Regions from separate parts of the Homo sapiens genome. Here region 1 is linked to region 2. A link is a contact called in ENCODE Hi-C data. All regions are on one chromosome and are shown on one strand. The core of a region is the stretch at or near the end of the contact, and the rest is flanking DNA. Distances in the headings are between cores, read along the strand shown.

What was found. A loop is a pair of places that touch in the nucleus more often than their neighbours do. Pooled maps may share reads with other maps.
Region 1: a pooled map shows a loop between it and region 2 (3-fold over the local background). The contact joins the promoter of VWDE here to the enhancer-like site in region 2. A Hi-C loop is called at or near these places in 6 of 50 pooled maps.

The regions. Positions count from the first base shown.
Region 1 is chr7:12,401,309-12,406,171 of GRCh38, forward strand. VWDE (von Willebrand factor D and EGF domains) reads right to left here and starts at 2,557. Exons shown (of 29, transcript NM_001135924.3): 1 at 2,351-2,557. The coding sequence starts at 2,408. It overlaps LOC105375154 (a long non-coding RNA gene), which reads left to right and starts at 4,830. Exons shown (of 3, transcript XR_927035.4): 1 at 4,830-4,863. RefSeq lists enhancers at 1,845-2,412, 2,413-2,978 and silencers at 2,115-2,409, 2,303-2,352, 3,290-3,479.
Region 2 is chr7:12,062,989-12,068,025 of GRCh38, forward strand. All of the region lies in intron 1 of LOC124901589 (a long non-coding RNA gene), which reads right to left. Among named protein-coding and RNA genes, the nearest start is that of TMEM106B, 150 kb to the right of the region's middle. RefSeq lists an enhancer at 2,970-4,169. Within about 2 kb of position 3,128, at least 4 of the 41 ENCODE cell types and tissues checked have a DNase peak (open chromatin) inside an H3K27ac peak, as active enhancers do.

The DNA.
Region 1 (4,863 bases), core at 1,307-3,806, 340 kb after region 2:
TAAAAAAACTAAAGTATAGTAGCCCCTCAGTATCCACAGGGGATTATTTCCACGACCCACAGAATGGGAGAAAATAATTGCAAATCACATATCCAATAAGAAAATTATATCTGGAATATGCAAATAACTTATACAACTCAATAAGAAAAAGGCCAAGTACTCATTTTTTAAAATGGCAAGATCTGAGTATTTCTCTGAAGAGAATAAGCAAATTTCTCATAAGGGCATTAAAATGCTTGACATCATTAGCCATTAGGAAAATGACAATCAAACTACAATGAAATACCACTTCACAACCACGAGGATAGGTAGAATCCAAATCTCAGTTAATAAAAAGTGTTGATGGAAACATGAAGAAGTTAGAAGCTTTACACACTGTTGCAGAAATACAAAACAGCACAGCCACTTTGGAAAACATCCTGGCTGTTCCTTAAGTAGTTAATCACAGAGTTACCCTATGACCCGGTATTTCCACTCCTAGGCATATATCTCGGAGAAATGAAAACATACATCCAAACAAAACTTGTACCTCGGTGCTTTATAGCAACATTATTTATAATAGTCAAAAGGTGGAAACAACTCAAATGTTCATCAACAAATGAATGTACATACAAAATATAGTATATCCACACAATGGAACATTATTCTATCTTAAAAAGGAATGAAATACTGGTACATGCTACAAGATGAATGAACCTTGATAATACTGTGCTAGATGAAGTAAGCCAGTCACAAAAGACAACCTATTATATGATTCAGTTTACATAAAATATCCAGAATAGGCAAATGCAATGAGACAGAAAGTAGATTAGTAATTCCTTATCGCTGGGGAGAAAGGGAGGGTGATAGCCGGCATGCGGCATGATAGCCCAGGGTATAGTATTTCTTTCTGATTGATAAATATGTTCTAAAATTGACTGTGGTCATCGCTGCATATACCTGTAAATATACTCTGAATATACACATATCTGTGAAAATGAAAAACCATAGAGTCGCACACTTTGAGTGATTTGTATGGTATATGAACATCTTAATAAAGCTATTTGAAAAAAAGAAGTCTCAATAAATGCATTTTCCATTTACCTCGTCTTCTAGTTTTACTCCATTAAACATAAAGAACTTGACAATGTTACCAATGTTATGAACTTAAAACCTGGTAATGGGTAATATTTGTCTTCAGCAGAGAGATTACAAAGCTATTATATAGAGGCAAAAAAGGGTTATGCGGTCTATAGTAAACATGAAATCATCTTCCTTTATAAACATTGGTCATTTTTTTCCTGGAAATATTTATCTAACTGTAATGAACAGATATATGTTATTACATGTATTTTTTAAAGTTATTCATAAAGATTTAGTAACGCTGTAAGCAAACCAAAGAAGGACCAGAAAAAATATCATTGCAGAAAATAATAAATTTGATTTTAGTATTTTATTTTTAAGTTTTGTATAGGATAGTGTTTGTATTCCCCTTATACAAAGCAAACTTACATCAGTAAAATGAGTTAAGATCAAAAAATGATAAGACAAAACTATACCCTGGACTGCTATAAATGTTGTACATAATGTTTTTTCAAGCTGCAGATGGTTGAACACAGATCAGACTTTTTCTGAAAAACGTAAGGAAACTTGCAATATAAGAACAAGTCACCTTTCATTAATATTCCTATCTGTATGAACACAAAAAACAAGCAAAAAGGGCTAATGAAAGTAGTTTTGGTTTAACTTCACTGTATTTTAAACTAAATGTTCTTTGTCATGGATTAAAGAAGTAGGAGGGGAGTATTCGCTCCACAGAGATCTCTTTTACAGTGCCAAAACTGATTCTAACATATATATACAAAAACCATAATACAGTATAATACGGATATACAAAACTTAACTTGGTGATTTATTGTAGGGATAAAATGTTCACCAATGAATTATTTCTGAGGGTCCGGTTGGAGGTGGAATTCGTGCAGTATGGAATTCAACTCTGTTCTGAGAATTCAGGTCCACTTGCGGCTAGCATACCTTGCAGATCCGGCGAAAGTTTCTTACAGTAAATTACAATGACCTCAAAGAGCAGGATAACAGCAGGAAACAACCAAAAACAGAACCAAGGGTCGTAGAGTAAGAGGAGGCAACAACCGCATGTGCGCAAAAGAAAAGTGTAGAGTTTTCAAGCTGGAAATTGACCTTTTCAAAGACAGCAGAGGGACAGAGAGGAGGCGGGTGAGGAACAAACATCGCTTGCTGCCTTAAAACGCACAGGGACGCTCCCCAAGTCGTCCAAAAAGTCTAGCCTAGTCCCTCTACCGCCCACGCGGCGCCACTGCGCGCCCACCCCCGCGCGCCCTACCTCGCTTACCTTCCCCCCAGGCCAGGAACATCAGCGCGATCACCAGCACGCAGGCTCCGCCAGGCATCGCTGCTTCCGCAGGTGGGGCGAAAGGCGTCGCAGAGCCCGGGCCGCGGGTGCCAGGAGGATGGGGCCACAGCAGCCCCTCGGGCCTCCTTTCTTGGATTTTCTCAGTCTGTTGCTGCTTGGAACAGGGAAGCTCCGCGTCCTCGTTCTGGGGTGCACCCAGTCCTTTCGTGGGATAGAGCCTTCGCGTAATCCGTCTGCGACTCCTCCCTTCCCATTTTGGCTGCTGGCTGACCTGAAAGCCACGCCCAACCTGTCCCCATAGCCCAGCGTGTACCGGCAGTGGCTCCGCCGCCTTGGATGTCACCGTGCAGTCGCACAGCCAGGAGTCAAGCTACAGGGATGTAGCTCTCCGCCCGCTGCGTCTTGCTGTTCTAACAGAGGCTGTATGAAAACTTGGTAATCCTAGAAACTGCTCAGATGGACCTCGCATAAAAGAAGCCTCACAAGGTTCCGTTGGAAGGGGAAGTTTCCCATGATTGTATCTGCAGACGGATTCCTAACTGCGTAATGGGCGCTACTGGTTTGCACCCCAAGGCGAAGGCGCTGAAAATGCTCCTGTCACCTTAGATCTCAGTGATGAACGACAGGAGGAGGAGTAGACACTAACGTTGCAACAGTAGATGCCTTTTCTTCTGCCTCTGTGACAGGTTTTCAGAAGTGGAAAGGACCGCATTTAGACACTAGCCAAACCATGAGGTTTGTCACCTGTATTTGCCAGTGATTCCCAGAGCTCTTACAGTTGTCCCAGGACGCTTTAGCACATGGCCACACGACTCCCAAGGTTGACCTGGGAGTTATTAGAAGATCAGAGGGCTCTAATGTCTTCCCCCAACCTCGTTTTTGTTTTGTTTTGTTTTGTTCGAGACAAGGTCTCACTCTGTCACCCAGGCTGGAGTGCAGTGGCACAGTCACAGCTCGCTGGAGCCTTGAACTCCTGGCGTCAAGCGATCTTCCCCCTCAGTCTCCCAAAATGCTGGGATTACAGGCGTGAGCCACCGTGCCAGGTCTAAGGTCTTCAGAAGTGTGGTTGCCTCTGCAGAGGAACAGGGTCCTTTTTTCAACTGATTCTACATCTTTTTATGTCTGAAAATGAAACCTCACTGTCCTAGTTTTTCCCTGGCTGTCTCATTCCTTGAGTCTCCCATCCATCACCTTGCACTTGGTTCTCACAGAGCCTTTACCTGAAGAGGATAGTTTGGGGGTCCAAGTGGGCACCAAGGTTCCACCCACAAATTTGGAGGTTCAAGGTTGGCCTAGGCATGGTGGTGGAAACAGGAGGTGTCCAAATGCATAAACAAGTATTTTTTTAATTTCATATAATTCTTTATTTTTAATTTGAAAGGTAAATTACCATTTAAAATTTTAAAGCTTATCATCTCCATAGTAAAAATATTAACCCATATTGGAAATAATTTCTTTTTGGTACACAATACTTGTGTGTAGCCATCTTTCAAATGCAGCAAGGGCACCCAATTTTCTGGATTAAAAATAAAATATTACTTTTTGGTGGACGGTAGACAGGTGATTTTTATCTTAAGGCTTAAGTATGGAAGGGCAATATAATGTAGGCACAATGAAAACCCAGAGATTTCTTAGTGTACAGTTAAGTCTTTTGTTTCCGCTTAAAAAATTCTAATAAAACAGACAAGAAATTAAATGTCAGTTTTCTCAATCTATTTGTGAAATCACCAGGAACAAAGTAATTTGATGTGAATCAAATCATAGCAGGACTTTTGTGAATTTATTTTCTAGCAGTATCTATACAAATGTAGTAAACTTTTATACTTTCTTGGAGGACAACATTACTTATCTGACTTCCATCAAAATACAATTTCAGGTATCGTGGGCCTTATTTTTTTCTTCAGTTTTTGATTGTTTATGAGTTTATGAGTTTACAATAAACTTGTGCCAAAACCCAACTTCCCTCCATGTGACTAAAGATGGAAAAAACTAAAAGCAACTTAAGAATTTTTTTTCAAGTCTCAGTAACCTGGCTTGGATCTGCAAGAATGTATCAATTAAATGCTGGTTATATCACGCCTGTAATCCCAGTGCTTTGGGAGGTCGAGGCAGGCGGATCACCTGAGGTCAGGAGTTCAAGACCAGCCTGGCCAACATGGTGAAACCCCATCTCTACTAAAAATACAAAACATTAGATGGGCGTGGTGGCGTTCGCCTGTAGTCCCATCTACTCGGGAGGCTGAGGCAGGAGAATCGTTTGAGCCCAGGAGGCAGAGGTTGCAGTGAGCCAAGATAGCTCCTCTGTACTCCAGCCTGGGCGACAGAGCAAGATTCCATCTCAAAAAAAAAAAAAAAAAAAAAAAAAATTAGTTATAGAACTGTATGGAAAACAAAAAGTAATGAAAATGTTTTAATCTATGTCTCGTGAAGTTAATCAAAAATTGGTATAAGATTCTTTTTTATATTTTTGAACATTAAAAACAATGGATGCA
Region 2 (5,037 bases), core at 1,878-4,377:
AGCCAATATGTGCAAACAACCTGTGTCCATCAACAGGTGACTGAATAAAGAAAATGTAGTATAAATACATAATGGAATGTTGCACAGCTTTTATGAATATTTTTTTCTGAATATTATTCCACATTGCAAAAAAATATAAAAACCAGTTATTTGTAACAACGTGGATAAACCATGTATAAATAATCCAGTCACAGAAAAACAAATGCTTCATGATCTCCTATGTGGGATCTAAAAGAATCAAACTCATAGAAGCAGAAAGAAGAGTGTTTGCTAGGAACTGGATAGATGGGGAAACAGCAAGATCCTGTTAAGGAGTATAAAGTTTCAGTGTAACAAGAATAAGTTATGGAGATTTAATGTATACCAATGTGACTATAATAAACAACTTACTGTATAATTGAAATTTGCTAAGAGGTTAGCTCTTAAGTGTTCTCACAACAAAAAGAAACAAAAATGATAACTCAAGAAATGGCTATGTTAATTATCTTGGCTGTTGCACTTATGTCACAATGAATATGTATATCAAATCATCAAATTGTACTTCTTAAATATATACAATTTTCAATTGTCAAATATACTTCAATAGAAACATTTTTTTCTAGAGGAAACATTTGTTATGACTTTCAGTAAGAAAAATCTGTTAAGGACTTTAAAAATAGCATTCCCAGAAGTTTTCTGGTTGAGAGACTGGCCTATGATTTTCTAGGACATCACTTTTTTGTCTGTTCTCTTGTGAATAATTTGGAGAACAATGGGTCACTGGAGGAAAGACTCTTCGAACCCAACACCTGATGCAGCCTTTGGCTCCTCCTACATCTTGAAGCATGACTTTTGATAATTTTATGAACTTCAATTTTCACATCTATTAAGTGAAAATAATCAAAAGAATGAAATATAATGAAAATCAAAATACCTTTCAGGGAAAGAGCTGAAAGAAACTCATTTAATTGGAGAAAAAAATTCTACCAAAAATAAATTTGCACATTTAATTTGCTCTGGATATTGCTGTCCTAAACTATTCTATAGTAGACAGAATTATGCCACCCCTTCCTCCCCTCAAGAAAAGTTGTTCATATCCTAATATGTTACCTCTCATGGCCAAAGGGACTTGGTTGATGTTATTCAGGTGAAGAAATTTTTTTTTTTTTTTTGATATAAGATCTCACTCTGTCACCCAGGCTAGACTGCAGTGGTATGATCTTCGCTCACTGTAGCCTCGACCTCCTGGGCTCAAGTGATTCTCCCATCTCAGTGCTCAAGTAGCTTGGACTGGAGGTATATGCCACTATGCCCAGATACTGGATAATTTTTTTTATTTGTTGTAGAGATGAGGTCTCACTATGTTGCCCAGGCTGGTGTCAAACTCCTGGCCTCAAGCAAGCCTCCCGCCTCGACCTCCCAAAGTGCGGGGATTACAGGCAGAGCCACCACAGCTGGCCATAGGTAAAGGATCTTTAAATGGGGAGATTATCCTGGATTACTCACATGGGCCCAGTCTAAATATACGAGTTCTTAAAAATGGAAACTTTTTCCCAGCTGCAATCAGAGAGATATATAACAAAAGATTGTCAGAGGATGAATTTTGCTCGTTTTAAAGATGCAGAAAGGGGGTCATAGTCAGGAAATGTGGGTAGCCTCTAGAAATTGGAAAGTCAATGAAACCAATCCTCCTAAAAGCCTCCAGAAAGGAATGCAACCCTGCTGATACCTTGATTTGAGACTAGTGAGACTATGTAGGACTGCCAGAAGAGTAACATAATTTAGTGTTGTTTTAAGCCACTAACATTGTGCTAGTTTGTTATGGCAACAATAGAAAACTAATACATATTGTTATGCTTATTCTCTTTAAGTAACTTTAAAAGGTAAAACTGAGATCTGCCCCATCCATAAATATAACTGAGTCATTGACATCAAATAGACCCGGAAGCAGATTAATGGTCTACATAATGTGATTATCACACATGCCACAGGCAAAGCAGTTACTAAGGATCAGTATGTATCTTCTCACTGAATCAGGGAGTAAACTTACTTTCATGGAGCCAAATCACAATTTGCCAATGAAGCTGGATGTTTGAACTTTTCACCTTGCTTTTATAAAAAGGGTGTTTTATTTTATGTTTTGCAAAACTTTTTTTTTTTAGCTTCCCTAGCCACCACAAAAGAGAGTTATACTTGCTGTAAGCTCCCCCAGGCAGAAATCAGAAATTAGAGGACATAGCAACAGAAAGAAGGGTCTTTTAAAAATGCCTGAATGACTTGTGTTTGTCTAACACCTAGCTGTGGTGGAAGAAGAGTATAAGAAACAGACTGTCTACTTATTGATTGTTGTAGGTAAAATATGCACCTAATTGCTTCAACAACAGAAATATAGTCTCCGTCTTGAAAGGAAGTTGAAATATACTATATTGAAACTGTTTTGCAGAGACTGCAAACAAGCAGGATCCTCCAGTTAGAATTAGTTTCAAGACTTATAATTTTAATATTTTAAGTACAAACAGGAGCTTGAGCTGGACAAAATGTCAGCTTATAGGACTTTATAAGTGATTTCTTTACTGATTATATGAGAATTATTTGTGATTAGCATTTCATTCACCTATAAAACGAAAGATTGCTTTAAGTAGATATTTCTCTTTTTACGTCAAATGGAACAAAATTTAGTTTAGACGGTAACTTTGTTTCTGCACTTAAAAACACATTGAACTGCAGTCCAGCACTTATGTAAATGTTTTACCATCATTTTATAATGTGAATTAGTGACATTAATGAAAATAAAAAATAAAGGTGTATGTGAAGCTCTTCCCCACTTGAAGTGAATGGAGACCTGTTCCCTGGAGGAGAATGGGAATCCCAGGCAGGCCCCCAAAATTGTTGGAAGTAAATGTTCAGTGCCACAAAGTAAAAATAGCATTCAGACAAAAGTTTTCTCAACAAGACAATTTACTTCTATAGAAGGGTGAGTCTCATGGATAGAGCAATGGAGAGAGCACACCAGACAAGGGATGGGAAGAGCGTCTTATCCTTAATGCAGCTAGTCCCTACTGCTGTGTCTTTCCCCTATTGACTAGGGTTAGACCACACAGTCTAAGGTAATTCCAATTGGCTGCTTTAAAGAGAGCAGGGGTATGACCTGGAATGGTGAGGTGAGTAGTTTCGGTGGGAAGGATGGTTACAAAACAGGTGACTAAGGATGACTAAGGACAGAACAGGTGACTAAGCATGGAACAGGTGACTATAAGGATGAGTAAAGACAGAGGAGGTGACTAAGGACAGAGCAGGTGATAGAGATTAGGAGGGGGCTGTTTATTGAAACTAGGGACAAGAGACGTAAAGAACGAAAGGACGTTAAGAAACATATATAAGAAACATATACCACAATGATGTGCTGCCCTTTTTCACTCTTCTCTTTTGTCACCCAGGTTTTACTAAGGACTAGACATGTTACGTTTGCTTTCCCTTTGTATTCCTAATAGAAAACATGCTGTATGATTTTGTTTGTTTTATATCTGCTTATTTTAGGACTGTTTGCCATACCACAGAAGTAATGCAACTTGGTCTGCACTAAGGCCTTGTAGGATACAGTAGATTTCTCTTTAAAGAACCAATATGTCACTATGTTCAGCTTCCCTGTTCTTTGTTCCTCATCTTAAAGTTTAACTTCCTTGTTCTTTACGTCTCTTTGTCCCTAGTTTCAGTAAACAACCCCCTCCTAACCTCTATCACCCTCTCTGTCCTTAGTCACCTGCTCTGTCCTTAGTCATCTGCTCTGTCTTTAGTCATCCTTATAGTCACCTGTTCTGTCCTTAGTCACCTGCTCTGTCCTTAGTCATACTTAGTCACCTGTTTTGTAACCATCCCTCCCACCAAAACTACTCACCCTGCCATTTCAGCTTGTACCACTGCTCTCTTTAAAATAGCCAACCCGAATTACCTTAGACTGTGCGGTCTAACCCTAGTCAATAGAGGAAAGACACAGCAGTAGGGACTAACTGCATTAAGGATAAGACTCTCTTCCCCTCCCTTGTCTGGTGTGCTCTCTCCATTGCTCTATCCATGAGACTCACCCTTCTATAGAAGTAAATTGTTTTGTTGAGAAAACTTTTGTCTGAATGCTATTTTCACTTTGTGGCACCGAGCATTTACTTCCAACAATTTTGGGCGCCTGCCCGGGATTCCCATTCTCCTCCAGGGAATGGGTCTCCATTCACTTCTCGTGGGGAGACGCGTCCCATTGCCTCATTGTGGTGGCCTCAGGGTGAGAGATGGGGAACCACCCAGTGCGACAAATAAACTCGGGCTCTCAACAACCCAGAAGGAAACAGGATGATAGCTTGGGGAAAGGATTCTCACATACCGCAGCAATCAGGTAACTCTGTACACAGACCAAGTTAAGCAATGTCGCAGGGGTGACGAAGTATTTCCTTGCTGGTCAAGATATTCTGGAGGTTAAAAGTGTGTTTAAATGATCACAAACACTACTGCTTGCAGTGCTGCTTGTGTGAATGGTACTACGCACTACCGCTGTGTGGAGTGAGTGGGTCCTATCTGCGGTTCCATGGTCACCTCATACGGCTTAGGACAGATCCTGCCATGGGGTTCAAACTGGCATGCCAATACCAAGAGGGGCCTAGACACCCAAAAGGGAAGCGGCCAGAGTGGATGAAGCAAAAGAAGGGTGCAAGGATCCTCCAGCAGGTGGGGCTAAAAGATAGGCAAGAAATCTCTAGTATGAGGGATTAAGCCTAACTAGGACCCAACATGGGAAATACCCTAAGCAAGACAGGGAGTAAAAAGGATAAAAATACCAACAAAGATGATTCCCCCTCATAGTCCCCTAGGTCTCATGTTAAAATACTGGAAAAATAATGAGAGGACTAAACATAAGAAAAAGCAACAAATGATAAAATATTGCTGTTTTATTTGGACTCAGAGACCCATCTTCAAACCCTCAAATCTTCTGACCAAAGTTTGGGTCGAATGAAGATGTAATGTGTCAGCTTTTCATTCAATATGTAAATGATAAAAGCCTCGTTTCTCAAG